2 separate regions of the Homo sapiens genome follow, and region 1 is linked to region 2. A link is an interaction called in ENCODE POLR2A ChIA-PET data of the cell type or tissue named here. Cell type or tissue: HepG2. All regions are shown on one strand.

The links. ChIA-PET counts read pairs that join two places held together with the same protein. Peaks named below come from ENCODE experiments on the same cell type or tissue, not always from the same donor. Only the 100,000 strongest peaks of a DNase experiment are listed, where the experiment ranks them.
Region 1: POLR2A ChIA-PET joins it to region 2 with 11 read pairs; 9 of 35 experiments call an interaction of 5 or more read pairs at or near these places.

What each region holds. Positions count from the first base shown.
Region 1 is chr3:141,727,569-141,730,068 of GRCh38, reverse strand. No RefSeq gene overlaps it. Among named protein-coding and RNA genes, the nearest start is that of RNF7, 9.5 kb to the left of the region's middle. In HepG2, a CTCF peak has its summit at 633 (motif pointing left); a DNase peak (open chromatin) is centred at 1,418; H3K4me3 peaks cover 454 bases.
Region 2 is chr3:141,893,849-141,896,348 of GRCh38, reverse strand. The region is part of intron 1 of ATP1B3 (ATPase Na+/K+ transporting subunit beta 3); the gene reads right to left. Among named protein-coding and RNA genes, the nearest start is that of ATP1B3, 18 kb to the right of the region's middle. In HepG2, no CTCF peak of the experiment used is centred here; a DNase peak (open chromatin) is centred at 1,348.

The DNA of each region.
Region 1 (2,500 bases), 170 kb after region 2:
AATGACAAGTGTGATGGGATCATCACAAGACAGGATTATCACATGACTTTAAACTTTCATACAATAATCATCAAATTTGAGAACTTCAAAGGGACTTGGTTACAGTGAAAAATATTACTATAGAATAAGCAATATCTATCCGGGTGTATCTGCTTGGCCATGGAAATAGATGACATCCATATGGAAATATAGCACCTATATTCAGTTTTTAGTCTGTGAAATAATAAACAGGCAATCATAAATTATAGAAAAAAGGGAGTTCAACTTCTTACAGTAGAGAATAAACATATATAAAGCATTACCTCCTAAGAGGTAGCACAGCCTTCATAAAGAGTTTAGGTAAATTTAAAAGTAAATTTATCTTTTCAGATCCACAATAGGCTAGCAGCAACTAGGATTTGGGTAGGGGTGGGAATTAAAGAGGGGAGGCCCAGTCTGTGCCAATCTTTGAGGAAACTGTTGTTCTCTTACTTACTTGTCTCTTGGTTCAATCATCATCCATCAGATTGGAATGATGGTTTAGGGGAGCGTGACCTAGAACCTAAATTCTCATATAATCAAATGCAAAACCTGCAGCTGATGGTGCTGTCTGCCCCAAGGGCCCAGGCTCCACACAGCACTCCCTGGTGGCTGCTCCTCACTGACACAGACGTCCAAGAACTTACCTTTTTCTTCTTTTTATGCATAGTGTTAGACTTCTTGCTATTTTTCCAAATTGATCTGAAGGTATCTGAAGAGATCTGGGGAGTGACTGTAATTTTTAAGACCGGTAGTTTACCTGCACGGGGAAAGAACATAATCATAAATAGGTAGGATATCTCACAACTACATTAGAGGGAGTGGGTCTTAGGCTTCTGAGAGAGGCATTCTCCCACATTCTTATTAGCCGAGTGACTTTCCTCTGACCTCATACCTCTTCCTTATACCTTCTTGGTGCGAGTGATGCTGACAATTAATTTACCTCTGAAGTAACTTCTTACACTTGTCCTGTCTTTCCCATTCTCACTGTCATGTCTTTTACCTGGATGATAGAGTAGCCTCCTAACCAGTTTTCCTAATCCCAAACTTCCCCAACCCCAAGCCCATCCTGGACCCTGCTTCCAGATTAATCATCTGAAAGCAACATTCTGATCTTCTCATTACCAGCTCTAATACCATTACTGGCCCTCTTTCTTTAGTAGACATCTCTTGTTTCCGCCTACCCAGCTTCCATTTCAGCTTCTTTCTGCAACAGCACTTTGAGTTTGTTTTAGGGTTCCACTCCCCTGCCCTCCAGGGTATGCACGTAGCCCAGGGATGTCTAGTGTATTTCATCTCCCTGGCACAGTGATTGGTTAACAGGTGTGCATGTGACTCATGGTCCTCCAGTGAAAGTCCAAAGAAGAGCTCCTTCTTGAGATTATTAACCAGGCAGAATGTAACCCTCTGGCTAATGCTGCTCAACTTGCCCCCATGTGGGAAAGAGCCTGCCTGAGAGTAAAGTCAACACAGCAGCAGAACTCCCAGGAGATGGAGGTGGGCGGCGTTATGTGAACCCTTGATTTCAGCTGGACTTTAAGCTAGAACCACCCTGGACTTACAGGAGTCAACAGATTTGCTTTTGTACTTAAGTCAGTTTGAATCGGTTTTGTATCACTTGAAACCCAGAGTTCTCACTGATTTTCCTATAAAATAAAGACTCAAATCCCTAATGTGTTATTACAGAGCCTGTGTCAACCCCTCCTCCATATTCTTTCCCATGGAACTCTCCCTTCTCCTCCTTCCTGCTTCTCATTTAGCCATACAGCTAGGTCCTGCTTATAAGGCCGGAGGTGCCTAACACTACAGTTTCTGGAGGCCAGGCTTCTCCAGGGAGAGGCCAAAAGCAGAAGGGAAAACAAGAAATACAGTTGAGAGGAAAAACAAGAACTTTAGAAAATAGTACTGAATTTCAGCTCCAGAGGGTAAATTGAGGTTGAAGTATGAAAATGCTTGTACAAGTATGAGGTCAAATCAGGCTGGGCACAGGAAAGAGCAGTGGAAGGCAAGGTGGATGAATATGGAAAGGAACCTGGAGGTGTAAGACAATGTGGTTTAGAATGTCACAACTTGAGGCCGGGCGCAGTAATCCCAGCACTTTGGGAGGCCGAGGTGGGCGGATCACCTGTGGTTGGGAGTTTGAGACCAGCCTCACCAATGTGGAGAAACCCCGTCTCTACTAAAAATACAAAATTAGCCAGGCATGGTGGTGCATGCCTGTGATCCCAGCTATTTGGGAGGCAGGAGAATTGCTTGAACCCAGGAGGCGGAGGTTGCAGTGAGCCAAGATCACACCATTGCACTCCAGCTTGGGCAACAAGAACGAAACTGTCTCAAAAAAAAAAAAAAAAAAAAAAAAGAATGAGCCAGAAATCAGATACTAGCACTTCCTCCTTGTCCTTTCTTCTCCTTCTTCTGGTCTGGAATGGAGAGGAGAGGTCACAGGTGTGGGAGCCACCTTGCAGCCATGAGGATAAGGGCC
Region 2 (2,500 bases):
GAAGGGGGTCTTCTTAAGAAAATTTTTTTTTTTTGTAATTTTACTAGAGATGGGGTTTCACCATATTGGCCAGGCTGTTCTTGAATTCCTGACTTCAAGTGATCCTCCTGCCTCGGCCTCCCAAAGTACTAGAATTACAGGCGTGAACCATCATCCCCAGCCGAGAAGGGGATTTTGCTCTGTTGTCCAGGCTGCTCTCAAACTCCTGGACTCAAGTGATCCTCCCACCCTGGCCTCCCAAAGTGCTGGGGTTAGAAGTGTGAGCCACCGCACCCAGTCCAAGACACATTTTTTGAAGCAGGCAAAAGATCTGAACCGAAACTTCACCAAGATGTAAGGATTGCAAAAATAAGCCCATAAAAAGTGTGTTCCAAATCATTAGTCACCAGGGAAGAGAAATCAAAACTATAATGAGCTCCACTACATACCCACCAGAATGCTAGAAATTTTAAAGACTGACCGTACCATGTAATGACCCAGAAGTGGAGCAACTGAAACTCTCACATCCTGCTGGTGGGAATGTTTTTTGTTGCTGTTGTTGTTTTTAAAAAGAAAAAGAAAAGTTTGACAATTTTTTGAAAAGTTAGCAACATGCACACCTACCAAAAGATCCAGCCAATCTACTTCTAGATATTTACCCAAGAAAAATAAAAGCCCATGTTCACACAGTAGGGAAATGTGAATGTTCAGACACTTTATTTATAATCACTGAAAACTGCAAACAACCCAAATATCCACCAACAGTTGAATTAATAAATTTGGCTATATCCATACAATGCAATACTATTCAGCAATAAGAACTGTGGATACACATGGAAACACAGATGGATCTCAAAATAATTATGCTAAAGAAAAAAGAGGCGGGACGCAGTGGCTCACGCTTGTAATCCCAGTACTTTGAGAGGCTGAGGCAGGTGCATCACCTGAGGTCAGGAGTTAGAGACCAGCCTGGCCAACGTGGTGAAACCCAGTCTCTACTAAAAATACAAAAAATTAGCCAGGCATGGTAGCGGGCACCTGTAATCCTAGCTACTCGGGAGGCTGAGGCAGGAGAATTGCTTGAACACGGGAGGCAGAGGTTGCAGCGAGCTGAGATCACGCCACTGCACTCCAGCCCGGGCAACAGGGTAAGAGTCCATCTTAAAAAAAAAAAAAAAAAAGAAAAGAAAGAAAAAAGAGACAATAACATGCACAGGAGCTGTCATCTCCTATGAGACCCTCCCCCCAAAAAAAACATAAAGCATGATTCCACATACAGACATACACCACGTAACATTTCAGTCAGTGACAGACTGCATACACAACAATAGTCCCATTAAGATCATAATAAAGCTGAAAAATTCCTATGGCCTAGTGATGTCGCAACACAATGCATTACTCACGTGTCTGTAGCAATGCTGGTATAAACAAACCTACCAGTCACATAAAAGTCTAGTATGCAACAACTGTGTACAATGCATAATACTTAATAATGATAATAAACTGCTATGGGTTTATATATTTACTATGCTATACTTTTTGTTGTTATTTTATAGTGTACTCCTTCTACTTACAAAGTTAACTGTAAAAAGCCTCAGGCAATCCTTCAGGAGGTATCCAGAAGAAGGCATTGTCATCACAGAGGACAGCCCCATGCGTGTTGCTGCCCCTGAAGACCTTCCAGTGGGGCAAGAGATGAAGGTGGAAGACGGTGATACTGATGATTCTGACTCTGTGTAGGTCTAGGCTAATGTGCATGTTTGTGTCTTAGTTTTTAACAAAAAAGTTTAAAAAGTTAAAACTTTTAAATAGAAAAAATGTTATAGAATAAGGATATAAAGAAAATATTTTTATGCAGCTGTACAATGTGTTTGTGCTTTAAAAGCTAAGTGTTATTAAAAGTATATAAAGTCGCTGGGTATGAAGGCTCACACCTGCAATCCCATAGCTTTGGGAGGCTGAGATGGGAAGATTGCTTGAAGCCAGGAGTTCGAGACCAGCCTGGGCAACATAGCAAGACCCCATCTCAATTAAAAAAAAAAATTGTAAAAAGTTACAGTAAGCTAAGGTTATTACTGAAGTAAAAAAAATTTTAATAAATTTAGTGTAGCCTAAGTGTACAGTGTTTATAAAGTCTACAGTAGGGTACAGTAATGTTCTAGGCCTTCACATTCACTCACCACTCACTCACTGCAACTGTAGTCCTGCAAGCTCCATTCAAGGTCAGTGCCCTATACAGGTATACCATTTTTTATGTTTACATGGTATTTTTACTGTACCTTTTCTATGTTGAGATATGTTTACAGACAAATACTTACCATTGTGTTACAATTGCTAACAGTATTCATCCAGTAACATGTTGTACAAGTTTGCAGCTAGGAGCAACAGTCTATACCATATGGCCTATATGTCTAGAGGGCTATGCCATCTAGATTTGTGTAAGTCCACTTTATAATGTCTGCACAACAATGAAATCAATGAACACAGCTAAGCACATTTCTCAGAAGGCATGGCTGTATTT